7 separate regions of the Mus musculus genome follow, and all the other regions are linked to region 5. A link is a loop called in an ENCODE intact Hi-C map of the cell type or tissue named here. Cell type or tissue: heart. All regions are shown on one strand.

The links. Hi-C counts contacts between places; a loop is a spot of excess contacts. Peaks named below come from ENCODE experiments on the same cell type or tissue, not always from the same donor. Only the 100,000 strongest peaks of a DNase experiment are listed, where the experiment ranks them.
Region 1: a loop joins it to region 5, with 2.2 times the contacts of the local background. A loop is called at or near these places in 3 of 42 quality-filtered maps.
Region 2: it touches region 5 in a loop (9-fold over the local background); 21 of 42 quality-filtered maps call a loop at or near these places.
Region 3: it touches region 5 in a loop (11-fold over the local background); 14 of 42 quality-filtered maps call a loop at or near these places.
Region 4: it touches region 5 in a loop (4-fold over the local background); 15 of 42 quality-filtered maps call a loop at or near these places.
Region 6: it touches region 5 in a loop (2.6-fold over the local background); 4 of 42 quality-filtered maps call a loop at or near these places.
Region 7: a loop joins it to region 5, with 7 times the contacts of the local background. A loop is called at or near these places in 22 of 42 quality-filtered maps.

What each region holds. Positions count from the first base shown.
Region 1 is chr11:33,073,647-33,077,646 of GRCm38, reverse strand. No RefSeq gene overlaps it. Among named protein-coding and RNA genes, the nearest start is that of Fgf18, 72 kb to the left of the region's middle. In heart, no CTCF peak of the experiment used is centred here; DNase peaks (open chromatin) are centred at 2,106 and 2,906; H3K27me3 peaks cover 1,913 bases.
Region 2 is chr11:32,712,714-32,716,713 of GRCm38, reverse strand. All of the region lies in intron 3 of Fbxw11 (F-box and WD-40 domain protein 11), which reads right to left. Among named protein-coding and RNA genes, the nearest start is that of Gm35723, 67 kb to the left of the region's middle. In heart, a CTCF peak has its summit at 2,310 (motif pointing left); no DNase peak of the experiment used is centred here.
Region 3 is chr11:32,803,794-32,807,793 of GRCm38, reverse strand. The region is part of intron 2 of Gm35723 (a long non-coding RNA gene); the gene reads right to left. Among named protein-coding and RNA genes, the nearest start is that of Smim23, 19 kb to the left of the region's middle. In heart, a CTCF peak has its summit at 1,634 (motif pointing left); no DNase peak of the experiment used is centred here.
Region 4 is chr11:32,959,634-32,963,633 of GRCm38, reverse strand. No RefSeq gene overlaps it. Among named protein-coding and RNA genes, the nearest start is that of Gm12111, 35 kb to the right of the region's middle. In heart, a CTCF peak has its summit at 1,834 (motif pointing left); no DNase peak of the experiment used is centred here.
Region 5 is chr11:33,146,622-33,150,621 of GRCm38, reverse strand. It overlaps Fgf18 (fibroblast growth factor 18), which reads left to right and starts at 3,222. Exons shown (of 5, transcript NM_008005.2): 1 at 3,222-3,380; 2 at 3,541-3,577. The coding sequence starts at 3,349. RefSeq lists an enhancer at 2,617-2,647 and promoters at 2,462-3,405, 1-3,405. In heart, CTCF peaks have their summits at 2,051 and 3,137; DNase peaks (open chromatin) are centred at 2,071, 2,711, 3,311 and 3,541; H3K4me3 peaks cover 2,178 bases; H3K27ac peaks cover 1,402 bases; H3K27me3 peaks cover 713 bases.
Region 6 is chr11:32,453,533-32,457,532 of GRCm38, reverse strand. It overlaps Ubtd2 (ubiquitin domain containing 2), which reads right to left and starts at 2,163. Exons shown (of 3, transcript NM_173784.4): 1 at 1,987-2,163. The coding sequence starts at 2,056. In heart, a CTCF peak has its summit at 1,970 (motif pointing left); DNase peaks (open chromatin) are centred at 1,572 and 2,482; H3K4me3 peaks cover 2,935 bases; H3K27ac peaks cover 2,289 bases.
Region 7 is chr11:32,624,348-32,628,347 of GRCm38, reverse strand. Stk10 (serine/threonine kinase 10) reads right to left here. Exons shown (of 19, transcript NM_009288.2): 19 at 3,753-4,000. Among named protein-coding and RNA genes, the nearest start is that of Fbxw11, 16 kb to the left of the region's middle. In heart, a CTCF peak has its summit at 2,495 (motif pointing left); a DNase peak (open chromatin) is centred at 2,437.

The sequences.
Region 1 (4,000 bases), 73 kb after region 5:
GGGGACATCTGAAAGGTTCCAGTATTGGGGTGCTTGCCAACAGTGTCATTCTGATGTCTTCAGGAGGTACAGAGCTGGAGTCTGTGGTGGCTACAGAAAAGGAGTTGGGAGCACAGATGTGAATGAAGAGCTGTGGTTGTCATTTCTGATTCCTGGTCCCTCCATGAGTGGCAAGGAAGGGAGGCAGACTTTCATGGACTAGTGGCCCCACCTTCACTATTGGAATGCTTCCCGGAGAAGGTCATGCACCTAGCAGCTGGCATCTGGACATACACAGGGGTCAGCTCTGGGAGGAGGAGAAAGGCTAACCGGAAACCTTGACCCTTGCTGTCTCCAGGGTTATCAAGATTCACATTCTAGCCCTGGAGCCATCTATTCATTTATCCACCCATCCTCTACACACCCACACCTCCATCCGTCCATCCATTTTCCACCCACTTACCCATTGACCAGTTGTGATGTGGTAGGATGGTTTGACAGGGTCCCTCAAATTGCCCATGCTGGAAACTTAGTCTCCAAACCCCTATGTCAATGGTGTTCAAGATGGGACCCTTTGTAAGAGACAGGTTCATATTCATAGATTAGTGGGTAACAGATTGTTGAGAGAGTGGCTTTGTTGTGAAAGTGGCTCTTGGGGGTGGCACCCCTGCCTCACCCTGTGATGCTCTGGGTTACCATTGTCTTGAGACAGTGCGTCAAGAAGGCCCTTGCTCAGCAGATGCTGAGCAGATGTGGATACAAGGTTGGCACTACCCTCTTGGCTTTCCCAGCGTTCAGAACTGTGCACCCCATAAACCTCTATGGTTTAGTAATTTCCTGGTCTGTTATGTTCAGCTATAGCAACAGAAAATAGATGAAGGCAAACGTTATTCCTGCTAGAGAATGGAACCCATTCCCATTTAGACAACTCCCCAGCAATCTGCGTGCCAGGGAAGCTGCTTTAGCCCTGTGAGCCTCAGTGTTTTCATCTGTGTGATGGGGTCTAATGACAATCATCTCCTTTAAAGGCCGCTTTGAAAAAAGTCTGGTGAGATGATGGATGTAAGCACCCAGCTCAGTACAACGGGCTCCACACAGGAGCTGTCACCGATATTTATCACAGTACCCTGCTGTCACTTCAAGCTATCTTGGCACTAGCCAAGGAGAGGGAAAGAGGACAGTGTAGCTATACAGAACATGTCATATCCCAACTGTTCTGAAATGGGCAGCCCTTCAGTGTCCCTGCACCCACTTTTGCAAATCAGTGCTAATGATGGCTGCCTTGAAGGGTTAGGCAAACCTGAGAATGTAGGAAACAGGGCAAGCTCTGTCTGACACGTTGGGTTCATAGGACATGTTAACATTAGCGGCCTTTCTTCTCTTCCCTGAGGGTTGTCTGGGGGCATGCTGACTCCCCAGGGCTGCTCATAAGGGAACTGTGAGGCATTCAAGGAGGGCTGGCTGGCATAGTTCTCATCTACCTGCAGTAGTCTGCAAAGCCCTTGGATAGACAGATGATAGCTTGTCTCTTATGAAGCCTCTAGGTGGAAGAACATCAAATGCACAGAGCACTGTATTTTAGGTATTCTATAGAAAGGCTCCAGCAGCTGTCATGGCTGGACCCAGGAGCTGTCATAGCTGGTTGGGGGTTGCTAGAGCTAAGAGAAACTGTCCTAAAGAAGATGGCTTTTGGGTATCGAGTCGAACAGAATGAGTTGTGGCTGTTTAAGTGTTGGATGCACTAGGAGATTGCATGTAGCCACTACAGTGGCCCCAGGGTTGCAAAGACTCTGGATGCTGCTCAGGAGGTCATGCTCGTAACGGGTTTCATGTGCTATGAGAATCTTGTAAAGTCAGGTAAGGGTCAGACCAGACAGGCAGACTGTGGCAAGGATCCTATTTCCCACCAGGGGAAACGGAGGACTCAGGAAGTCTAAACCACCTGCCAAGAGTCAAGCTGGCTAGTGCTAGATCTCAGGTAGGTCTCTGGGGCCAAAAGTGCTAGGGTGCTCTGAGGAGCCCCCACCCTTGTGAGGTGGGGGGCTGGGGCGGGGTAGGGCAGGAAGGTTCCCGGATGTGGAGAGAGAACATGGTGTCTGCGGGTGTGAGCCAGGCAGCAGCCTAAACACGACAGACCCCGGCCAGCCTTGCTGCCAACACAACTGCTTGTGTGACTGCCAAGGAGCCAGATGCTGCTTCTGGAAAAAATAGCTTCCTGGCTCGGCACTCCTGGCTGGCCAGCCGGCCAGCCTGCCATGCAGGGGAGGGGGCTGTGGAGTGTGGGTGCAGCACCCCAGAACACACTGCTGTGCCTTTGAAGCCAGGGCAGGAAGGGGGGGCGAGCAGGGAGGATTCAAGCAAAATATTTTTGCTAAAAATATTCTGATCCAGAAGAGCTTCCCCCTCACTCTTGCTGGAAAACCAAGTCTTATTAAAACAACACTAGAATATTTCATGTTGATATCAATTAGGCAAAGGAGAAAGAATCTCAAACCTTTCTCCCTGCCAGTTTCACATAAAAGAAATATTCTCTTCGAGGCCAAAGGATGAAGGGCTTTAGTTTTTTTTCCCCCTTTCTGCACAAAATTCCTGCAGTGTGGATGGAAAGTTTCTCCTGTCTGCAAGTTTCCTGAGAAGTTGGGGCTCTGGACCTTCAGGCCAAGTTCTCTGGGTGGGGCAGGGCAGGTGGCTGGTCCCCAGAAAAGGCCCCCCGAACCGGTCAGGAAGGGAGAGAGCCAGGCCCACCTGCACCTAGACCCAGCCAGCCCGACCTGTGCTCTTGTTTCTGCCAGCTGGACCACTCCGCTGATGGCCTGGAGAGTGGTAGATACAGACAGAGCCTCTGGCCTGGGCTGCTGGCTCCCTTCATCAAAGCTGCTGAGCAGCTTCAAAACAGGGAGTTACACCAAGGTGCCAGACCTGGCCAAGGCCACTCTCGGGCTTAGGCTTTGCAAAACCGCAGCAGTACCATCATTGCACACCTACTGTGTGCCAGGCACTTTAGAACTTGTCAATACGAATCTCATTTACAGGTCACAGTGGCTGCAGAGATGGGGACTATATTATCCCCAAAGCCCCAAGGATGTTTGGACTTAGCGTCATGTAGCTAGTCGAAGTGACAAGGCTTGAAGCCAAGTCTGTCTGGTCCCAGAGTCTGGGCTCTGTCCCCTGCTTCACTAACCTCTCAGAAGGCCATTGGCTCAGCCGGATGAGATCACCTCAGTCCTCCATCTCTAAAGCAGGGCTCGCAAATAACTCGCTCAGCACTATGTTCTCTCCCATCCTGACTCCATTTGTTTAAACGTGAACTAATTCTTTAGTTTATTTCTTCAGTCCTCCACTCATCCGCACACCTATCTACCCACCTATTGATCTGTCTGTCCGTCCATCTATCCACCCATCTCACTATCCTTCTAACCACCCACCCAGCAACCGTCCACCTATACACTCATCCATCTGCCCACTTTCTACCTAGTTTTCAGCCACCTGTCTCCTCGATCACCATCCACCTCCCAACCCTCCGCTCACCTTCCTGTATCTTCTCCCCTACTTTCTGTCTGTCTGACCAGCGTTTGTGTATCCGTTCACTCATCCTCTGCACATTAATCTGCCTCCCCAGGGCCTCTCTTTACTCAGGAATAGAGAAGTAGCTGAAATGCTGTTCTGCCCAAGTCCATCCTGAAGTCATCGGATATTGGGTGTGGTCTTAGAAAGATCGCCATCCATGGTACGGAGGATCTGTCTATTTTTTACAAGGAAGCTGCAGGTCTGGGACATCAGTGAGACTTGCTGGAAAGTTGGACATTTGAGCAGAACGATTAAAAGCCTTGAAGTCAAACCAGAACCTGAGCTCTAGTCCTTTCTAATGTGAAGACCCTCCTAGCGACTCTGACCCTGCAAGGGAAAGGAACGACTATATGAGGGCAGTGAGGCCCAAACCTGTTGTGCAGAACTTGGGCCTTCACTCTGAGGATGATGGGCACCAGGCCAGGGACTGGAGCAGAGACATGCGCTCCAACTT
Region 2 (4,000 bases), 430 kb after region 5:
GAGGCAGCATGATTTAGTCTTATGGAAACACAATGGCTGCCAAACCAGGTAACCTGACTTACATTTTATTTCAGTCAACTGCTATGTGAGTGGCCATAAGCAAATCTACTATCCTTTTTTAATATCATTAGTCCATAATATAGGAACAATATTAAGTGCTGAAAGAAGTTATCTCATATAATCTGTAAAGTAACTCTCCAAGGTAAGTGTTCTAAATATCCACATTTTACGGGGAAGCCATCTCTCAAGTCCACTGGGAAGGCTACTAGGAGATTTAAAGGGCCAGGTATGTAGCAGGTATTCAATAATGTCCTTAATCTTCTCTCATCCACTCCCCTCAAACCTCCTTAACTGAGCCATTCGAATCTTGCAACTTTCTTGTTTCAAGTCCATCGAGGAAAAAGAAGTTATGCAACGAACACAAGGTGATCTTTAGCCAGGGCTTTGAAGTGTTAAACCAAGTATTTTCCTCAGCAGTGTGTCTGGCTCTTATTACTCTATCGTGCTGATAGAGCCTCCCTTCCCCCTCCTAAGGCAACAGGAGGACACATCACTACCTCAGCAGAATATAGACTGATAGTGCACGCACATTTCTGAGAGTGCTGCTGGTACTAATTGTAGGCACCTCATGAGAATCCAGAAAATGTCAGCAATAAACTCAAACAATTAAAAGGCACTGATTTCAAAGTTCAATGTGTAAAAACTACCATATCAAAACCAACCTCAAATGTGTGATGTCAGCTCAATGCCCTTGGTGAGACCAGCTTAACACAGCTGCTTAGATCATACAGTAACTTCAGTAGTTTACAGACCCTCAAAGAGCAGCTGTAAAGAAACACCCAACCTCTGCTGCTCCTTGCTTCACGAGTCACAGCTTTAGTTATTAAAAAAACCTTTTACAATAAAACAACCACCTACAACCAGTGCCGAAGCCTTTCCTGGTTATGTGCGACTCTAAGGGCTAAAAAGGAAGTGAAAATCAGCGTAGGTCACAAACCCAAGGCAGAAAACCAAATGACAAGGTGAAAGCCCTTCCTCGCCACACCCACATTGCAGACACACTGTCTTTAGCCCTCCCCCACTAAGAGGTTACCCCTGCACCCACATAGATGAGGATGGGCTACTGTGTGTGGAGTCTGGGACTGAAGTCTTGGGGCTAGCCATCTAGTTCTAGCGAGCACACTCTTCCATTTGTGATGCTGGGTCTTTGGCCCTGTACCCAACCTGAAGCCTTGGCTCATTCCTGCCCATCCCTGTGACCTATGATCTAGTCTATCATATTTATAGTCTGTGATGGTTTTCTGTCCTTAGTTGGGGGCTAGACAAATGAATAAACCATGAGCAGGAAGCTAAGCATTTCAACATTTTTAATCACACAGATACCTCATCAAACTAATCAGCAAGACTTATCATCTTTTTTGAAGTACAATCTGCCTCTATTTTAAATGGTATAAATTTTCCCTTTAACAACAGTTCTTACAAACCACAAACTTAGCCTGCAGAAATTGACATTGCAGACTAAACATTTACCATGATTTTTAGAAAAGCGTATCATAATTATCACTTTTTCCACTGAACCAAAAGGAGCCAGAGACCACAAACATTTTCCACTTTTCTTACACTGACAGGTACAATGTTCACAGTAAGCATTTTTAAAAAGTCAAGACTAGAGACAGTTTTTTTTTTTTTTTTTTTTTAGAACTAATGTTTTTCACAACCAAAAGTTTAAAATGATTGTCGATCTTAACAGTGAAAATCCAAACTCCAGATACTTACTGAATGACTGGACACTGAACTAGCAGAATGACTGAAAATGTTCTCCATCTTATTAAACCTACATTAAGTGCGTGCAGACATCTTTTCCCCACAATGCTCTACTAGCATAGGCCTGGGAGAAGAACTAATGCCAGGGTTAGTCCAAGTCTACTCTTCACAAACACAATCAGCTGGGCCAGCTTGTCCTTCGCTATTAGATTCTCGTGTGTGAAATATACTGACATATGTATATATGTTCAGATCAAATCCTGTTAAAACAAATAGCATTTTAACAGAAATATTTCCATGTCCCAGCCAACAGTCCATTCATTTCATATAACATTCAATACCACAAAATTCCACGTTAAAAGAGATATGGACAATGCCTTAAAATTCGCTGTAATGAAAACTGAATTGTTCGCAATTATACTAACCATATTTATATACATAACACATGTTCATCTGTTCTGCCCCTTCTCCAAGGCTGTGCACACCCCACACCCCTGAAGGGGCTGCTGGAAACCATCAGGGGAACTTCAACAGTGCCACCTTGTGGCTATTCTCTAAACATAAGGGGCACTTGCCCACATCTAAACCATTTGGAAAGCAAATTAGAGAGAAGAAAATAAAACCAAAACAAGAAAAACAAACAATCAGCAGATTTTCTTAAGAGAATGGAGGCTTGGCCTCATTCGTTGGTCGTCACTGATGAGGAGCAGTACAGTCAGCAACTTGAAAGACTTCCCTGACCTTTCTTGGTGCAGAACAATGGCAGGGCTCTGGAGTTCCAGCAACACAGAGGAGGCACACACAAGAATCCATTCACCTAGACTTTTCTCTCTCACAATGAAAGACCCTTCTTCTCATCCTCCATCACTAAACGTGAATTGAGTTACTGTCCTGGTGAGGTTTTTCATCAACTTGACAAAGGCTAGAGTTATGAAAGAAAGCAAACTCAGCATGCCAGTTGGTAGGCAGTGGTCCTCGTGGTCTCTGCTTCAGCTCCTGCCCTGGCTTCCCTCAATGGAGGACTGCAGGCTGTAGGATGAGATAAACCCTTTCCTTTCTAAGTTGCTTCTGAACATGATGCTTGATCACAATAGACAACAAACAAAGACAGTTATGATCCACTTATTTAACATTCATGATCAACTTAAGGACTCTCCCAGAGTAATCTTAACTGAGTGATTTCATCCTTTGTGCTAACTTTGAAGCGATATCTGTCCACCATCATTTTACAATAGCACATGGCAAACAAGCCAGGTGACCCGAGGGAATGTCATCCAATTTCTCTGATCCTTGTCATTTTATAATCTGCCTAATGAGAAACTGGACTAAGCAACTAAATGTTGTAATTCTGGATGGAAGGGGTTTCTATTTGCTTTTCTAGAAGACAACTAATGGAAGACGGGACACTAGTCTGTCATTGAAAGATCAGCAGAGTCAAGCTAACTCTCAAATATTCTTTATACTCTCAGTGTAGAAAACAAACTCATAAATTCTGAAAGAAGAGTGAGAAGACATTAGAAGCTTCCTTGTCACTTGTAATCCAAGTTCCAGGCTAGAACTACAGCTCAGCCAGGTCCTCTGTGTGCTATGAAAGAAAGCACCATCAGCTGCAAACCTGTTGTTCCTGAGGCAGGTCTGTTGCAGTAGTACTGACCCATCATGGGAGGCTCCTAGACCTGTACTGGCATGGCATGGCGGCAGTAAGCGCTACAGAACCAACATTCTCTTCACAAGTCAGAGCTCTACATCTTACCAACCAAACTGAAGACAAAGTAAAGACCTTCCATGAGAGTGATGGGTGCAGGTTTGCATGTCACACAGTCTAATCGTACCACAACAGGTTAATGTCTACTATGGAGTCAGGGGATGATGGTTTATCAATAGGTTCCCCCATGAACACAAATGCAGCAGGACAATGACAGTACAGATGCTGTGCTGTGGGAGGCATGGGCACAGGTAGGAGCATAAGAGTTCTCTGTACTTTTTTTTTCTTAAAGACTTTGCTCAGGACTAAAACTGTCATAAATACAAGTAACACTTAATCAGAAAACTACCCATAAGTGCACATGCATGAGAGAGGATGGAGGGGCTTCACTAAGGAGTAGACAAAGCAGTGTCAACAAACGTTAACAGGCTGGAGAGATGGCCTAGAGGTTAAGAGCACTTGCTGCTCTTGAAAAGGACCCAGGTTGATTCCCAGCCACAGCGGCTCATAGCCACCTCTAATTCCAGTTCC
Region 3 (4,000 bases), 340 kb after region 5:
CTCTTCTGGCCTCCACGGGAACCTGCATTCCCATTCACAAACCTACACAAAGCTATGTACACACTCACATAATTTTAAAAAATACAGAAAAATAAATCTTTAAGAAGGAAAAATTCATAGTTGTATGGGAGTCAGTTCAACCATAATCTATAAGGGTTGTCATTTAAAATACTCTTCTAACATGGCCTCAACACCATAGGAGCTGGAAGAGCAAAGGCTCATCCCACACCATACACTGGGCCAGACCCAAACCCACACAGGGCCCTGGTTACAACACAGGCTGTGTGTCAGAGCTGCGTGCAGAGAACAAGGTCACTGGCAGATCATGCTGGATCGGCTGCACCTCTACAGGTATGTACATAGCAGCTCTGCCTTCCTATCCCGTGCAGAATCTGATTTCAGTGAAAAGAGTATGTCGGGAAAGGACCTGGGATGTGCCCGGGAACCTGATTGTGCTGCACCAAGGCTTTTCTAAAACACAAAGACCAATAAGCATAAAGAAAAAGATTCATAAGTTAGACTTTTTCAGTTTAGGAACAGCTGTTCACCAAATGACAGTGCGAAGATCATGAAAGGGCGATCAGAGCCATGTCGGACACACGTAGAAAGCTCTCAAAACTCAACAAGGCAGACATTATTTCAAGCACCTCACGTGGACTTTTTTTTTAAGGTTTATTTATTTAATTATTTTATGTATGTGAGTATACTGTTGCTCTCTTTAGACACACCAGAGGAGGGCATCAGATCCCAGATGATTGTGAGACACCATGTGCTTGCTAAGAATTGAACTCAGGACCTCTGGAAGAGCAGTCAGTGCTCTTAACCGGCATCTCTCCAGCCCCTCACATGGATTTTGAATCAGAAATCTCACTCTAAATATATGCTTTCAAAAGTCCACACACAGGAGCCCTCCACATCCCAGAGTCCCCATTCGTGAGTTCAACCACATTTTCACAGAACATAGACTTTGTCTTTTTGTCATTCAAATAGAGTATTGTATAAAAACTATTACATGGCAGACAAGGGATGGAGTGGGAGAGGGATAAATGGCAGTAAGGGTATTTGGAAAAGCAACATAGAAGCATACTTTTAAAATAAGCTTCACACTAGCTGGGCATGGTGGAACGCAACTTTAATCTCAGCACTCAGGAGGCAGAGGCAGGCATATCTTGGGGAGTTTGAGGCCAGCCTGGTCTACAAAGTGAGTCCAGGACAGTCAAAGCTAATACACAGAGAAGCACTGTCTGGAAAAAACAAATCAATTAATCAGTCAATCAGCTTCACTCAGATACTCTGTGTGTGTGTGTGTGTGTGTGTGTGTGTGTGTGTGTGTATGTATGTGTGTGTGTGTGTGTGTGTGTGTGTTCATACAAGACAGTTTATTGGGGTCACCCTACACAGGGCTTCCTTGCAGAAGCCATAGTTTGCCAAATGGTAGATGTGGGGTACCTTTCATTGACTTGTTGATCAAGGATGTCTGGGACACTCCAAAACAACACAGACAGCTGTCACTGCTCATTTACCCACCAGGACTCAATGGTAAGACCCTATTACTGAAGACACCACACACCTTGGTCACAGGATATAGAGAAACCAAGTTGATGCTGACCAGAAAGCTCCCCCTGCTGGCTAGCTTTCACAGTACCAGAAGGTGTCATATAGGCTACTGTAGGGGAGGGGTCAAGGGCAGGGTGCACATCAATGGTCTGACACCGCTATGAATTCTGGGAGCTCTAATAATAAGAGGCAACTCAGGAAATACTCACGGGTACAATAGTGACTCAAAACATACTATACAGTAAATCTGGCCAAGAAATCATGGCTGGGAGCTCCTGGGCCCCAAGGATAAACCTACTAATGTTTTGCTAAATGAACATAGTGTCAAACTGCCCTGTAAACTATATCTTTCCACCAAGAGATTAGTGCCACTCTTATACCTCACCAGAGAAGTTTCTCTGTGCTGTGAATGGTGGCTAATACAGGACCTCGCAGCTGCTCAAAGTGCAGACAGTCAGTGTCAGCGGAGTGCTCAGACTCAAATGCTACAGCTGTATCACTGCCCACTGCAAGGCTAGGGACCATCTCTGCAGGGGAAATCCTAAGAGCTGGAGGTTGAGGGGGACCAGAGTGAAACATTGTTTTCTCTCCAGGGCTGCACTCATGGACTCAGAGCAGCTGTGATTGTCCACACAAAATCAAGCCAGTGAACATTCTAGTGCGGAGGAGGGAGGGACTCATGAGCCCCACTCCAGCTGAGAAACTACCAAATGTTGATAGGTTCTAGGAGGGAGACTAAGTTTTAGTTAAAGGTGTAGCCCCCAGTAGATACATTAAGCTGCAGTACCTGGCCCACACCTGTGAGTATGTGTGCAGTGCAAATCGGGACTAAGTAGGTTACTTTTTTTTTTTTTAAGATTAAAGTCATGAAGTTGAGAGAGCAGGGGAGCTTTAGGGTAGAATGAGGGATGAATATGATTGAAATACATTGTACAAAATTCACAAAGAATTAATAAACATTATACTTCAAACCTATTGCTTAGCATTTACATCGTGCTAGATGTTATATATAATCTAGAAACTTAAAGTATAAAGAAAATTGGGTAGAATCATATGCAAATCCTATGTGTGTATGCACCTGCGTGTGCTTGTGCATGTGTATGCACATGTGTGTGTCTGCATATGCACACATATATATGCCCTGTGTTCATGTGTAGCTGCACAAGGAAAATCATACCATAGACAATCTGAAGCAGTCCCATATCCCACCCCTGAGATTGAAGCAAAAACATATTTTTATACTATTTCTGTGTTTTTTAAAGAAATCAAAATTCCAAAATTATCACTACATTCATGCATGAGTGCACATGCACATTGGATGTGTGTGTGTGTGCGCGCGCATGTGTGTGTGTGTGTGCGTGTGTGTGCATGTGTGTGTGCGTGTGTGTGTGCGCATGTGTGTGTGTGCGTGTGTGCATGTGTGTGTGTGTGTGTGTGCGTGTGCATGTGTGTGTGTGCATGTGCGTGTGTGTGTGCGTGTGTGTGTGTGTGCGTGTGTGTGTGTGCGCGTGTGCATGCATGTGTACTGTGCACCTCCTAATAAATCTTTGTATTCTGTAATCTTTGGGGATCCTGGAGCTCATCCCTCTTGGATACTGAAGGACAACTATACACATGGACCAAAACTGATGATCAGAAGTACCAAAGCAGTATTTCTCTTAGCACTGACATGCTAGAAGCCATCCACACCTTCTCGGAGCAGATTGATAATATTACATCCATTCATACAATGGTGTGCTGGGGTGTTACCCAATTGTCTTAGTTAGGGTTTCCATTACTATGAAAAGACACTATGACCAAAGCAATTCTTATAAAAGAAAACATGTAATTGGGGCTGGCTTACAGTTTTAGAGGTTCAGTCCATTATTATCATGGCAGGAAGCCTGGCAGCATCCAGGCAGACATGATGCTGGAGAAGGAACTGAGAGTTCTATACCTTGATCTAAAGGCAGCCAGGAGAAGACTGACTCTTCTGCAGTAGGCAGAGCTTGAGAATAGTAACCTTCAAACCCTGGCTACACAGTGACACACTTCTTACAACAAGGCCACACCTCCTAATAGTGTCACTTCCCAGGGGTCAAGCATATTCAAACCACAACACCAGTTGTCTAGCTCCTAACCCAAACAATTCACAGGTATGCCTGGGATTAATTCACCAATCTCTTCCCTTAAAGGTCATGCATTTAACTGGATCATATCACAATTCATTTAATAAGTTCAATAATCTACATGAAACTTCTTAGAGTGCAGGTTTTATCCCTGCATGATCGGTTTCAAATGTTCTCTTACCTTGCCTAATGATTTCATCCAATAAGCGAGCCTTGGTGGCTTCAGGCCAAGCAGCTGGGCTCTTGCTCTGCACTCCCTCCTCCCCGAGATAGGAGGGCAGTGGGGAGGGAGGAGCGTGTGTAAGGGATGCTCCAGCAGGGAAAAGCATAGGACA
Region 4 (4,000 bases), 190 kb after region 5:
TTGAGGGGAAAAGCCAGCCACCAGCCATTCTCCTGATGTAGGCAACTGAAGGACATTTTGTTGCCCCCCTCCACCCCACCCCACCCCCAACTCCAGGCATTCAGATCCACACACAAAATGGGAAGCACACTGTCGTCCACAGCAGGTTTGTCAAAGGCTTCTCTCGGAAATTGTCTTCTTTGAAAATCAGAACCAGTGCATCGGGAGAGACAATAGGCGCATGAGAGGAAGTCAGCAATGGCGGCCTGGAGCCAGCCGATCCAGACTCCAGTCTCTGTTTTATCACTTGTAGCTGTTGAGTGTCTCTGGACTGTTTTGGCAGATGCTGGGCCTGACACACAGTAGGGCTTCTGTTTTACTGTGTGTGTGTGTGTGTGTGTGTGTGTGTGTGTGTGTGTGTGCCCTTCTGATGAGCCAGAAACCAAACGCTGGGACATATTGCTAGGGCTGCTGAAGAAAGCAGGTGCAGAGCCTGGTTGGTCAGGTGGGACCCACCTGCTCAGGGAAGGAGAGTTTCTGTGGATGCCCACGGATGCCTCCTGGTTTCCATCGAAAGAAGGATACCCATGCAGTGACTGACTTGAGAGTACCCAACCCACTCCCACTTCTACCTCCCCATGGAATCTGGAGCCAGACGGAACAGTTTCTATGAGAAGAACCATTGCTGTCAACAGTTAGGTTTTTACTCTACTGTGCACAGCACTGGGTTCTTGGCCTACAGTCTTGCTTGCCTTCACAGGGACATGCTCAAAGGCTAGTGGATCGTTTCCCAGACTGGGAAGCCAAGACTCCAAGATAACATGTTCAAGGTCATCCTATGTGGGAGTGGAGGAGCTTTCTGATAGACCTGTCTGAGGGTCATATCCTCCACAGCCTTCTTCAGCTGAGCTGCACGAGCCCCTGTAGGCTTCCTTGCCCATCATCTGACCAGCAGGAATAACAGCAATGGTCTCCCTCCATCCTCTGGCTAGCTTGCAGTGCCAGTTAAGTGAGGTCACCTCAGGAAAGTACCCAGAGAACTATAGAGACATAGCAGGGACTTCCCTCTACTGCCTCTGTCCATTAGAGGGTGTTCTTGTGGAGAGCAGAAGTGTGTGTCTAGGTTGTTCTTTGGGACTATGGTGCTCTGTGTGTCTCCGCCCTGTCTTTCTGGCCTGCAGAAGCTTCAAGGAATGAAGAGGAGAGCTGCCTCACCTCTGTGAGCAGCTGAGCAGAGGAAGGGCCTTGGTATCGGGGGAATCCGGCAGGCGCTTGTTAAAGGAGTCTACCTTTGCCTCTGTCAAAGTCTGCAGCCAGTGTGGGCAGGGCAGTGGGGTTTGAAGAAAGTATCATCTGTGTTTCCCAGATGAGACATGGGCATCCTCGGGCGTGCACAGAATGCATGGAGAAGCATGGGAGAAGCAAGAGTCTGGCAGATCTGGGTCCTAGAAAGAGTAAGGGTAGACTTCAAAACTGGCCTGAGGGGGTTGCAAACTAGGTATAGCCCCGAGGGTCCCTCCTAAGAGGAGATGCCCCACAAAGAGTGCAGAGAGACAGTGCCACAGCTATCCTGGGCTGTTGGAGGTCTCCCTGACCATAGCTAGCACACCTGGACAGAGAAGGGTCTAAGAGGCTCTGAAGTTTCTCTGTCCCCAGATGTCATCTCTACTCATTCTCTTAATTAAAAAAAAATCAATGTGGAAACAACTTCCTTGTTTTATAACAGTATGTACCCTCTCCCTTTCATGCCTGAAATAGAAACAGATGGAGCTGGAGAAGAGCTCAATTTCCAAGGCCCTCATTGGGTGCCTCACAACTGCCAAACTGCAGCTCTAAGGAACTCCGACTCCCTCTTCTGGCCATCTGCGGTATTGCAGTCATGTGCACAAACCTACTCACAGATATACACATAAACACGTATTTGAAAAGGAAAAAAAAAAAAAAAAAGAAATACAGATAGGCCAAAAGAAGCAAATAAAAAGTGGCCAGAAATGACTATACCTGTACATTCAGCTGTCCCACAACATCTGTAGATTCCTCATCTGCAGATTAAGCCAAACAGTGGCTGAAAATCTGTGTGCATGTCTGTACTGAGTATGCCCAGACATTTTCTTCTGGTCCTAGCTCTTACCCAGTGTCAGTGTGACTAGTCACACATCAGTTTTGGCATCTCAGGCATTAGAAGTCACTGTGAGATGATGACAGTAGACAGGAGGCTGTGCAGGGGTCTGGTGTCAACACTACTCCATTTTGTGGGAGAGAGTTGGGCTCTTGTGTGTGCTAGTGTCTAAGGGAACCCCGGGGCTAGTCTGCCGTCCATGAATGTGTATGCATGCATGTGGCATGGAGACCCAGTCTCTTTTACTTATACTTTGCAGGCATATGCACATATCTGAATGATGACTTTAAACAGTTTCCTAGCATCCCAAGAAAGGTCATAGTTTGAGCATCCCCAGCTGTTGAGTGTGTAGTTGGTTAGAATGCTTTGTGGCGAGTTCCCTTTCCACACTGGTCCTGTTCCCTTCTGCGACTGAGCTGTTTGTTGAGTGCTATCGCTGTGCTGGAGAGTACTGGTGTTTGAAGCCACCAACAGCCCTGATGTTCCCTGGGAAGACCTGTAACATTCTGCCTCCCCTTGCAGTACCCAGAAAGCGATTTCTCCCCTGGCATCAGCCTGGGTTTGAGAAATCACATCTTAACTTTTGGTGATCTTGCATGGGAAACAAGTTCTCTCACACACTGTACATACCTTTGGCAACTACCTCAGTTTCTTCAAAGTAAATACAGTGGGTACCTATCCTATCCCAGGCATCCCCTACCATAAGGTGGTGATGGTGTCTATTTAAAGCACGAAACCAAGCAGTAAAACCTATCAGGAGGAATGGTGGCCTGGTGAGTTGGACTCGTGGGAGCTCTGACCCGTCCACGGTCTGTCCGAATTGACTTTCCTTTCTATAGGCAGCCAACCACCACGATCTCATAGAAAGTGTAGTGTCTTAGTTAGCTTCGTGTTATTGTAACGAAACACTGGAGGCAAACCACTGGAAGGAGGGAAAGTTGCTTATGGTTCATCTTCTCTTGGTGCTATTGTGTGGGAGAATGCAGTAAGGCAGAGCATGCCATGCACTACATGCCACAGTGAGAGGGCATGGCAGTAGAGGCTGGTTCACAGCATGGCCAGAAATAGGAAAGAGAAAGGACAGACTAGGGACCCTTAGTCCTTAAGCGAAGCTCTCAGTAGGCCCCGCCCCTTAAAGGTTCTGTCATCTCTCAACAGCACCAACATGGGGATACTTGAGTTAGTTCCAGACGACAGCACATTCCATAAACACAGCTCCACTTTGTCCTGACTTCCAACCCTTCCAGTTAGACATTTTTCTAAGCATTTCCAACATAGGCATTTAGAATGTCCTTATTAAGAAATTCAAGGCAGGGGCTAGAGAGATGGCTCAGCTATTTAAGAGTTGCTTTTCCAGAGGTCCCGAGTTCAATTCCCAGCAACTGTATGGTGGCTCACAACCATCTATAATGGGATCCAATGTCCTCTTCTGGAGTGCATGAAGACAGCTTACTCATACATATAAAATAAATATACATATACACAAAATAAATAAATCTTTTTTAAAAAGTCAGGCTTACTACATATATAGCCAAGAAAGAGAGAGAGAGAGAGAGAGAGAGAGAGAGAGAGGGAGGGAGAGAGAGAGAGAGAGAGAGAGAGAGAGAGAGAGAGAGAGAACCAAGGCAAGGGGCTATCTCTTTTCCAGCCTGCCAAGCACTGACTATGGCATACACTAGCATGCCCAGCAAGGACTGCCTCTCTCCTGAAGAGTCTCATCTGCATAGGCCTACTTCCCTTGTACCGTCTTCTCCAAAGGGCAGCTCTGGGTTCCCCCAGTCTAAACCTCTCTTCATTCCAAACTTAAAATGCCCTTACAGGACCAGATAACCAAACAGGGACTGATTAGTGCCCTCCACAGTAGGTAGCTATGGTCAGTCCTCTGCTTCCCCAGAGTGGCTG
Region 5 (4,000 bases):
GTGACTCACTGGATTCACTGGAAGGGGCAAGAGTCCTGTGGAGCACTGTAGAGGGAGATTAAGAGGTGATTGTGATTTGTCAAAATTGATGCATTAAAATGAATGTAAACCTTTAAGAAAGAATGTTGTTGGCTACCTGGTTCCTTACTAAGGCCTGCCTGCCTGTTCTTCACTACTGTCCCTGGTAATGCCTGTCACCCAGAAACTTTCTCACTTGTCTCCCACACACATGAAATATTCCTACCTTTGGTCTTAGCTTCATGTTGCCAAGTTCTTTGGACTATCTGCCGTTAACTTTGTATTCTTCAGAACACTGGATAAAAAAAGGTCTAGTATCTCTTCATTGCTCTTGATAATCTGGAGATTTAGTGTGCATGTGGGGTGTGTGTACACACATGAGTTAAAATCTACATGTGGAAGTCAAAGAACAACTTGGTTAGATTATTTCCTGTCTTAACATGGGCTAAAGTTGAATCCTATGAACACATCTTATTGCCATCCCCCCACTGTTTTTTTTTTGGGGGGGGGGGCGTATCTTGTCTCAGGACTGGCAACATAATAGGACCACAAACAGCAGTGGAGTGAGTTTCAAGTTAGCACTTAGTGCCATTTTGAACATTTCAAAAGTCATTCAATATGTATATTAACGCTTAACTGGGCTTCAGGGTGTAATTGAAAAGTGACCTAATTTAAGTGACTGAACTCAACAGAGTTTTGATGATTCAACTCTAAGAAAAGGTTGGTTTCTACACAAAATTGAGAAATATGAAAAGATAGGGATTATAGCTATTAGTTTGCCTTTGTCTTTATAATGTGCCCCATCTCATTGTATGCTCAAGTCTTTTGGCAGGCAAGGAAGAACATTCAAGTCTAGGACTAACTATGCCACATGTGCAGGTACTCAAATACTCAACTGCTGAGCCAGCTCAGTAGCCCCTATCCCTTTTCTGAGACAGGGCCTATGTAGCACCCAGGTGGACCACTAGCTGGCTGAACCCAAGCATAAGCCTGAGCTGATCTGCAGCTTCTACCTGAGTGGCTGGGATCACATAGAGCTGAATGCTTCTATCCATTTTCTAGTGGGTGTTGGGAATTGAACTGTGAGTCTACCAAGCTACACCCCCCAGCACCAGAACTTTTGATTCTTGAATTAATGTCCTCAGACCACCAAATTTTTGGGACTGTCTTGTGTGATGACTGAGGTCATCAAACCACTGTAGGTGGGACAATAGTTACCCATTGTATTCAAAAGTAATGAAAAACTAATAAAGTGCAGATAGGAAAAAATTAATTTTAGCCAGAAGATACATGAAACATGTCAGCAGATACACGTGTGCCAGTCTGTAAAGCAAGACCACTTTTTGGTTCAGCCCTATTTGTGGTTTGTCATTTCACTCTATTGGTTGGTTGGTTCCAGAATTTAGGAAGTTACTAGTAACTTTGCAAGGCTAGTTCAGGCAGCCCAGACAATAAACATAAAATCAACTTCCTTTCATGCAACAATTCTCTCAACAACTCGATTTCGCAAAGGTTTTCAGGATTTGTTTTTAATACTGCCCCCTTAGCCTCAACTTTGAAAAAGAACTGAAAGTCGCTTACAGGGAGGTCTGGTCCTTGGAACAAATACTATGTTTCTATAACTTGAGAAATAACACCACCGAGCAGCACCTTCTTCACTTTGCTCCAGCGAACGGGGAATAACAACCACAGCTACGGACACAAGGCCTTTAAATCAAATAATCCGAATTCCTGAGTTTTGCATTTTGAGCTCGTTCTCTAGTTTCTTGCCCACTGTGACCTGTTTGTTTTAGCATCAGTCCAAAGCAGAACTTGGCTGACCCAGGCTCTAGACAGAATGAGGCAGGCCTCTGACAACAATATCTACATTTGGGGGTTAATGGAAGGACAGAAAAAGTTCAGGGTTGGTGATCAAGGGCAGGAAAACTAGCTGCTTAGATTGCGAACTGAAGAGGACCTGGAGTGAGCGCTGACCAGAGTCCTGGCTACTCCCAGGCATGTAGCCATTCAGGGGCGAGGTTACAGCGACATTTTTGAGCCGCTAGGTGGTAGCCGTGTGCTTCCAAAACCCGGGTCACCTAACTAGAGAACGCAGCTGGAATCCCTAGAACCGACCTTAGAGTCCCAGAGCGGGGGAAGGGAGAGAGACGCCCCTGAGACTTTGCCATCTCCTACGGCAAAACAGAAGAAGGCGTTACTTAGCGTAGTCATCCCACGGTGGTGGTTGTGGTGGTGGTGCGTGTGTCTGGGAAAAGCCACTATCTTGCGTGGCCTAAGGGTAAGGGTAAACACGACTCCTTTCAGTTGAGTCACCCCACCGGGCGGGCCTCGTCTGTCCTCCCCTTGCTTCCCAACTCTAGTGGATGTGAATATGAACAGCAAATGTGAGCATTCTTTGGGAACCCCGCCTGCTCCATTCGGCCAATATTAGCCTTGTGTCGGAGAGCTCCGACGGCTTCCAGCGCTCACCAGGTCCAGCTTCGTGGGTTCTGCCATGCTGAACGGCCAGTCCCATTGCCGACAGTATTGAGTGCCTCCCCTCCAACCCTGAGCCGCCAGAAGGAGGAGGCAGCGGAGAGGCCGCGGCAGGCAGGCGAGCAGGCAGGGCCGGCTTTGATGTGGGCGCGGCGCACCCAGCCGCGCTGAGCGCCCGTCCGGCCGCGCCCCGAGGGGGGAGCCCCCGGGCCCCGCATCCTCATTGTGCCGGCGCGGGCCCGGACCCGCCCCTGGCCCCCCGCCCCCTCGCCGCCCTCGCGTAGAAAACGCCCCGGCCGCCGCCAGCGGTGGGAGGCGGCGATGCGCACGGCCGGAGAGACACAGAGGAGGAGACATGAGCCGGCGGGCGCCCAGACGGAGCGGCCGTGACGCGTTCGCACTGCAGATGCGCGCCCCAGCCTCGGAGCGCTGACCCCGGCCCCGCTAGCCTCGCGTCCCGGTTGCGGCGCCTCTGCCGCAGCACCCGCCGTGCATGCTGCCCCTGGACTGAACCCGCAGCCCGCGTCTCGCGAACGTCCAGACGGCCCTCCCGTCCGCCCGCTTCAGTCCAGCTTCCCCGCACCGGCCGGGCTCCTCCCGCACCGCGTTCGCCCCACAGCCCCCGCGCCGGCTCGGAGGGCGCAGCGCTCCGGAGGAGCCGCGCGGGGCGCTGATGCCGCAGGGCGCGCCGCGGAGCGCCCCGGAGCAGCAGAGTCTGCAGAAGCAGCCGGCAAGGAGGGAGCAGCAGCAGCGGCGGCGGCGGCGGCGGCGGCGGCGGAGGCGCCCGGTCCCGGCCGCGCGGAGCGGACATGTGCAGGCTGGGCTAGGAGCCGCCGCCTCCCCCCCCGCCCCGCGATGTATTCAGCGCCCTCCGCCTGCACTTGCCTGTAAGCACCCGCCCGGGTCTGGCCACCCTGCCTGGATGCCTGTCCCTGTGCGTGTGTGGCTCTGTCTGTCTGTCCGCCCGACTTTCTGCTACGTGTCTGTCTGTCTATCTGTGCCCCTTCCTCGGATCTCACTGACCTCCTCTCCCTCTTTCTCCCGCAGGTGTTTACACTTTCTACTGCTGTGCTTCCAGGTTCAGGTACGTGGGCTCCTGAGAGTCGAGTCGTGTCTCTCCCCCACCCCCCTGCCAACCCCAGCGCGCTCTTCTTCGAGGTGCTGGCCGACCCCCCTTCCCGGGACCGCGCCCCCTCTCGGTGCCCCACCCCTCCTGGGCAACAAGCCCAGTGCACCTGTTCCCAGGGCGCAGAAGGGCGGCTTCGCGCGCGTCCTGCGCTGGCGGTATCAGGCCAAGGGCTAGGAGCTACTGCTTGAGCCAGTGCAGACTGTCGCGGCCTCGGTCAGCCTCGGTAGGGAAATCTCTCAGAGTCGGAGGGCTGACTCTGGCCCGAGTGATGTGTGGGACTCCAACCTCCGACCACAGCTGGCGAGGTAGGGACCTAGAGGTTTTTATGCCAACTGTCCCTTTACGGCTTGCTTGTCCCTGCAGACAAAAAGGTTGTTT
Region 6 (4,000 bases), 690 kb after region 5:
TTAAAAATACTTGGATCCAGAAGGAAAAGGAAAATACAATATCCAAGTATTTCAGATTATATCTATTATGAGCCAGCTGACTTGGAAAGGCTAGGGTCATTCTAAAATGGTGGTGCTCACATAGCACTATGAATGTTAACCATCATGAAATACATCTGAAGGCTGCATTATACTCCATGTTGATAAAAATCAATATAACCAGATTAAAACTGCTGATGTTTGAAAAGCTAAGATCTTTGCTAACACCCTTAGGAAAAAAGTCATTCCCTTTCAAACAACAACAACAAAAAAGAACTGCTAACATGTTAAACTGAAACACATATTACAGTAACTTTTTGTTGTTTTTTTGGTAACACAGTTTTGCTATGCAGCCAGGTCTGGCCTGGAGCTTAAGATCATCTAGCTCCAGCCTTCAGAGTTGCTGGCTCCAGTTAGCTCTTACCTCTCATGACAGTAATGGAGAACAAAGGCTTCCAAAATTAAATTCCAGAAAGAATTCTTTTATCCCCTACAGACCCGTCTTCTGCCAGCTACATCAGGGCTATCCCGTGTCCTTTCCCCAGAAGAAAAAGACGGGGTACTCCCTCTTTTAAAACTTCTCTTTAGAAAAACTGCAGATTATGGTCCAGAAAACTTAAATGTTGAAAGAAACAGATATTAGAGCTATCTAACTGTAGGCTACTGGTAGAAATTATCTAAAGCTAGGATTTCATGCTTCTAAAAGCTCATGCTAATACTGTGATTGGATCCTAAGTTGCACTGCCAAAAGGCTCAATCTTAAAGGAATATTATAATTTTAACATATGTCAAAGTTATACTGAATGCTAGTAAGTACTAGCATGCTTAACTGGTACCATCTGATCACTGATCTGCCCTCAGCCCAGTGGTATCACGCCCTTTCTACACTTGGGCTTTGTTGTCAAAAGGACCTCACCAAGTAAATAGGCTGTGACGTGAAATCCACTACAAAGGAGCATTTCCATGGACTACTTTTTCACGACAGTTTTCACTGAGTTCTCAAATAACTTGCCCAACATTTAGTGACAGAGATTTTAGTGAAGTGGAACGGCTAAAACATCACGTAAAAAGGGAAATGTCTTGTACAAAAGTTGGGTGCCTAAGAGTCGTCTCAAGGTGTGAAAAGATGTGCCTATTCTCATGCAACTAAACAACTTTAAAATATGCACCCGATTTGAAGGCACCCAATACAAGGTTCGAATCAAATCATGTTATCCCTGGTTGGTGGCTCTTTTCTACAAGGTTCGAACTTCTACACACTCTATATACTGGATGGGCTCCGCACTTTTAAGGTCAATAAAAGCAGAGTCAATCTTACCACTCCTATCCCTCTACAACGACTACGAATGGAATTAAGAGACCTCTCATCACGGTTACGGTAACCCAGAAGTGCGAGTCGCGTTGGAAAAACTTTTACTCAAAGCACTAATCTTATACTGGGGTACTTTCTATCCTGCACGTTTTCCTTTTACGTAAGACACATCGGAATTTGACGAGTGCGCCCCGACGGCACATTGGGCTAACGCCCCTGGCAGCAGCAGAGAGCCACGTTTTCCTCGGGCCGATCGTCTCCCCCCTCCTCCATAAAACACTGCCCATGGCCACTTGGAGACTTCCCCAACCCAGCTCCAGAAACTGGAACCAACCGGGGCAGCTGTCATCCGAAACTCAGGAAAGCTGAGCCCGGCCAACTCTGCCGACGCGGGAAGGGCTGGGGGTGCGGCGGGGCCCGTCGGGGGCACTCCCGGCTGTCCCCCTCCCCGGCCCCACGAGCCGCAATCCGGCAGCCGAGTTGTCCTCCCAGCTAGAGTACCCCCCAATCCAGGCCTAGGCCCGCGGTCCCGCGTGGGGCCCGAAGCGCGTGGCGGGGCCGACGCAGAGCAGAAACGACAAAGGGGCGCGGGGTCGGGACAGGTGGCCGCCGCCGCGAACAATGGGGGGCCGCGGCTGCCCCCTGGCGCCACCTACCTCCCGTGCCGTCCGAGTTCTCGTTGAGGCTGCCCGAAGAGTCGTGCTGGGCGCCCACGCACCCGCCCATGGGGCCGCGGCCGCCACCTCAGGGCGCTCGTCCCGGCCGCCGCCTCAGCCTGCTCCCGCGTCGCCGCCTCGGGCCAGGCGCCGCTCTCTCGCCGCTCAGCCTCCGCCCCCTCGCCGCTCCTCCCACCGCCTCGCCCAGCCCCTTCCTCCGCGCCCACTTCTACCTCAGCCCCCCGGCCGCCTGGCCCGCAGGCCCGGCCCGCGTGCCTTCCTCGGCTCCCGCTCGGCCCCGCCAGGCCGGGCTTGGCCCATCCCGGGCGGGCCGCAGCGCCCGCTCGCCCCTCACTTCCCCGCGCCCCCGCGTCTAGGCAAGCCCCACCACTGCCGCCGCCGCCACCCGGCTGCCAGGCCCCATCGCCCCCGCCCGCGGCGCCACCCTCAGCCGGGCTCGGCTTGCACTCGGCCGGCCCGCTGGAACGGCCTCGAGGGGCGGGGCCGCGCTCTGATTGGCTGCATGCACCGAGGGGGCGGAGAATACCGAGCAGAACCGAGTGGAGACGAGCGCCCGAGGCCGGGAGAGTAGGGGGCAAGCGGAGGTGGGCCGGAAAGAAGGGGGAGGACTCAAGTAAGGACGAAGTGGCCAGCTCGTCCTTACTTGAGGACGAGGTGGGGCTCCTTCTGGTGTGGCCGGTGGGAGAGGGTACCGAGGAGTCGTAGGAGACTCTGGGTCGTAGACGGGCTGGGCGTGCTTAGAGGGGTTAGCCTGACCGCAAGTCCCTGCACCCCTTGAATTTGTGGAAAGCAGCGAGCTGGCCACCGAGTCTGGGTTTCCCTTACCCCAGGTCCGCAGCCCCTGCCATCACTGCGCCCGCTTGGTAGAGGTGCTCTCTGATTGTGCAGGCCTGTTGTCCCGTGCGGGGAGCGAAGGGGCACGGGTGTGTGTATCGTTCCCACAGGCTTCGCTTTACCGACAATACTACCACTCTAGATCCTGGCATTAGACATCTTAAGTCGTCTTTAGAACAAAGTGAAGTATTAATATTAATACTCTGCATTTTATAAACTAGAATTTGGTACATTGACCACGCCCAACATTCTTGGCGGTTACCATCCCAACCTAAGCCAAACTGTTAATGGCCCCTTTGGAGTTGTGCTCCTTGCTGTGGCGCCTTAACATTTTTATCGGCCTGCTTGGGTGCTTGGGTCTTTGAAAGCATTTTTTTTTCTTTTTTTTTTTTTTTTTTTTTGCCTAAGCTGTTCCACTTTTATGCCAGACTTTCCTTTTATAAAACCCTGGGTCAGCTTTTGCTTAGCATTAAAAAAAAAATTTTTTTTAAGTGAAATACCTAAGAAAGAGACAGTCTGCTTCTTAGGATTTGCATTTAAATGTATTCTCATGCACTGCTGGTGGGAGTGTAAATTGGTTCAATCTTTTTGCAAAGGTTTGGCAGTGCCAATCAACAGCTTTAAAAATGTTCCTACCATTTGAGTGGGGTTATTTCACATCTGGGAGTCTAGCTTTCAGAAAAAGTCCAAATTAAAATTTGCGGCCTGGTATTCATTTGCTAGGCAGGCAAAAATTTGGGTTAAACAAACAAAGCTCTGGGTTTATATGAAAACACAGAAATGGCTCTGAAATAGAAGTCCACTATTTTGTCTTAATGCTTGAAGGATTAGCTTTACCGTCACTGTAGGCCTGAGCTCTGAAAAAAATAAGCAGTATACAGTTAGATGTTGTTACGGATTTTCAGAGCTTGCTTTTCCATAAGGGCTTGGTAACAGCCGTGTCACAGAGCCGTCTATCTGATCCTTCCCAGCTGAATGCTCACGTTGTCAGATACTAGTCACTTTATCTCTTCCCTGAAGGAGAGAGGCTGTCTGAGAATTTGCAAAGAGATTGCTTTGTCCTGAATTTCACTCCAGAAATTGCAGCAACCAAGACTTGTACGATGTCTATTAAACAGATGGTAGGCACCCAAATGCTAAGGGCTTTCTGCTGAGCAGT
Region 7 (4,000 bases), 520 kb after region 5:
ACCAGTAGCCCCAACACCACCACAGCTTGAAGCCTGTCCTTTGATCATTTGATCAGGGCCTAATGTTCTGTGTAAGTCTCAGGGGGAACTGTTGGAAGAGCCACTGTCTTGTTCTTCACTGTCTTGAAACGTGGTCTCCTCCGAGGTTCCTTACCACAAAGGGAGAACCATATGTTTGCTCTACCGTGTCTCCACACAGGTGGGACAGTCACATGCCATTGGGCAGACTGACCACCTGTTCTGCCCAGTGACAGCGGGATCCAAGCCATAGGTTTAGTTGAGCATTGTCCAGCCACACTTTTCTAGAAGAAAGGGATAGAGGTGGGCAGCACTCTGGGCCTTCCACATGCTTGGACAGCGTCCCACCTCACACAGCTTCCTCACACAGAACAGGACAGTGTCCCACCTCACACAGCTTCCTCGCACAGAACAGGACAGCAGCCCACCTATGGCTGAGCTCGTCCCCAGCCTATGTTTTCCTTCCCCACTACAAGCTTTTCAGTATGATTCAAGCTTGAACTGGATGAGAAGAAGTTTCCAAATGGAAGGTAAAATCTGGCACCCAGATCGCTCTCATGGTTTATGACACTTGGTTCTTTTAAAATTGTTGGGTTTTAGCTATCTGCTGAAAATTTCAGGGCACCATGTGTTGCCCCAAACATTCAAACACACTGAGTTTGTGGGAGTCAGGCCCCTGCATTATCGAGACCCCCTATTGGTCGGCTTCTTTCCCCTCCTCTCCCTTCTGGTCCCATCTCTTATTTCTCCCTATCTCCTCCTCCCACCTTCCCCCAACTCCCCCCAACTCACGCCACCACCCCACCCCACCTCCGTTTCAAAGGACTTCAGGACTCCACCACAGAACGCCAGCCCAAACCCTAACCACTTCTGATCTCTCTGCAGTCTGAGTTAAGAAATGGCTGGATGGAGATCCTGTCCACTGTGCACTTGGCAGGGTCTGGGCTCCTCTCTCTGCACTTTTAGCCCTGAAGACCTGGCAAAAGCTCACCTCTGTTGCTTTTTCTAGGCTTGTGAACCCAGGCAGGGCAAACCACCCAATCCCCTCATGGGGACCCCATCCCAGCTTGAATCCTGGCCAGGCAGGCCTTCCCTATTGTGTGATCTGCTTATACCAGCAAGTAGAACTTCCAGTCACCAGTTCTATTTTCTTCTCGTTTTCTTTTTCTTTCTCTCTTTCTTTCTTTCTTTCTTTCTTTCTTTCTTTCTTTCTTTCTTTCTTTCTTTCTCTCTCTCTCTCTCTCTCTTTCTTTCTTTCCTTCTTTCTTTCTTTCTTTTTCCCTTCCCTTCCCTTCCCTTCCCTTCCCTTCCCTTCCCTTCCCTTCCCTTCCCTTCCCTTCCCTTCCTTCCTCTCTCTCTCTCTTTCTTGTTGTTGTTTTTTGTTTTTGTGAGACAGGGTTTCTCAGTGTAGCCCTGGCTGTCCCAGAACTCACTAGAGCAGGCTGGTCTAGAACACAGAGATCTCCCCGCCTCTGCCTGCCTAGTGTAGGGGTTAAAGGTGTGTGCCACCATCACCCTGCTTCCTCTTTTTCAACGTTAATTTTATTGTGTGTGTGTGTTGATATGTACACATATGTGTGAGCACCCACAGGGGCCAGAAGAAGGCTTTGGATCCACTGGAGCTACAGTAGGCAGTTGTGAGGTCCTTGCCTAGACTCTAAAGCTATCCTCAGTGCTGGGATTGGTTTGAACGACCTTTTCTGCCACCATTGGGCATAGAAGCTCTGTTTTGATGGTTGCTAGATGTCCTTGTTAACCAGACCTAATAGACACCATGGGTACAACAGAGCTATGTGGTGCCTCTGAGTGCAGCATCTAAGGCTCTGCTAATTGCCTCAAAATCGTGCAATCCTTCCTTTCCTTCTAAACTCTCAGTGCTGCATGGACTGTACAATGACTCCTCCGTCCATTTCAGCCTTTTCTTTCCCACTCTGCAGCTCTTAGGGAACGGCTGTTTTGGCCTGGCATCCTTGTTCGGCCCAACCTCTCTCTAGCCTTATGCTGATAAGCCATCTACTCTGGCCAGCCTTAGTGCATGTCATTCTGGAATAGACCTGTTTGCCCTCCGACACAGGGTGGCTCTCTTAGGGGGTGTTCTGAGTCCCCAGGCGGTGTCAGTCTGCACAGGTGCTGCTTTCCCACGTCTCTGTCTCCATTAGGGTGAGCATGCTGAAGACAGCATCCAGGAATCACTCATTCCAATGATGGTTGCTTTGAGAGGAGTCAATTAACATAGGATGATTTCATTTCCCAAGTCATCCTCATCTCCTAATGCCCTGGGGGTGGGAGGCTGCCAGTCTCCTGAATTCTTGGAAACTCACTTTTCTAGCTCTTAATGGCAATCATGCTGGCTGCCTGCTGATTTACATCCCCCAGACAGTAAGTACTCATCAGTGGAAGCTGCAGCCACACCAACAGCCTGAGTCCAGAGGCTGTGCAGCACCATGGCCATGGCCTGCCCTCTGCTGGTCACGAGACTTCCAGGGCAACAGCAGCAAGGTGCTAAGCAAAAGCAGACTGGTTTTGTTTTCTGTTCTGTGAAGTCCTTTGGTATTCCACAATGTCTATGAAGTCCTTCTCAAAGTAATATTTTTGAAACCTGTGACAATGAGGTTATTATGTTGATTACAAATGAAACTGACCATCAGGATAAATAGGTATCTTTAAAAAAAAATTTTTTTTAATTGTTTTTTTATTTTTGGTTTTTTCTTTTTTTCGTTTTTGTTTTTTGTTTTTCTGAGACAGGGCCTCTTTGTGTAGTCCTGGCTGTCTTAGAACTCACTCTGTAGACCAGGCTGGCCTTGAACTCAGAAATCTGCCTGCCTCTGCCTCCCAAGTGCTGGGATTAAAGGCATGTGCCACCACTGCCCGGCTACCAATGACTTCGGAAAACTGTAGCTACACAGTTAATAAGACATATGCATGGACACAACCAACTGGACCTAACAATGCAGGTTGAGTCACTATGATTTAAAAATGAGGAAAAAATGGTGTAGTGTGGAACGCCGTTGGTTTCCCTGGGTGACAGTTACAAGCCCCACTGATACCTCTGGGGTTGTTGCCACCTCCACTAAGAAGGAAAACACTCAATTTCAGGCAGGAAAACTAAAGACCACATCTTTTGACAAACAAATGCAGAGATACCCCCAATTCTACCCGTGGACCCCAGGGTAAGAACACAAGCAATGTTTTGAGAGGTACAGTCAGACAAATGTAAACTATATTTCTATTTGTCCCCCTAGAATCAGAGACAGAGCCCAGACCCATGTACAAGCTAGGGCATTCAACCACCATGTTAAGTCTGTCCTGGAAAATTCTTTTAAGATACAGCATTGATGGCAAGAAGTGGCAGCTGGAGAGAGGTGTGGTAGCACCATCAGGGGGACAAACTCCAGGGTTGAATTCCATGGGTGTCCCTCGGCCGTGTCCTGAGATTTGGGCTCTGCGCAAAATCTACTTTCTTATCAGAGTTATGGAAAAAATTCAGTCCATTAACATACAAAATCTGGGGGTGTTTGTTAACCAATGTTTGTCTTTGAATCGGAATGATATTAAATGGCCAGAGAGAATATGGTCTCTTTCCTCTCTCTTTGGGGTTCCATCAGAAACCCCAGAGTCTGACCTGCTGCCTGATGGAGGAGGCTCTCACATACTCAGAGGATAAGCCCTTCCTTGCTGAGCAAGCACAGGAGGCCCACCTATCTTCTCTTTCCAACCAGAAAGAACAACAGTGCTTGCAAATCACCTTATTACTTTATTAGAAGCATATTTACATTCTTTTTTTGTTTGCAGAGAACAGTTTACAAATATCCACGGTGCTTGGAAATGCATACACGTTATTTCCATCCTTCATGAAGGGAAATATAAGTTAGTTATATTTACTGCGCTAAAAACACTTCTGCCTGTTCCTATACAGAAAAGATTAGCACAGGGCATGAGGAATACTGCGTGGGCCCTTGGTGGTGGCAGGCATTGCACTTAC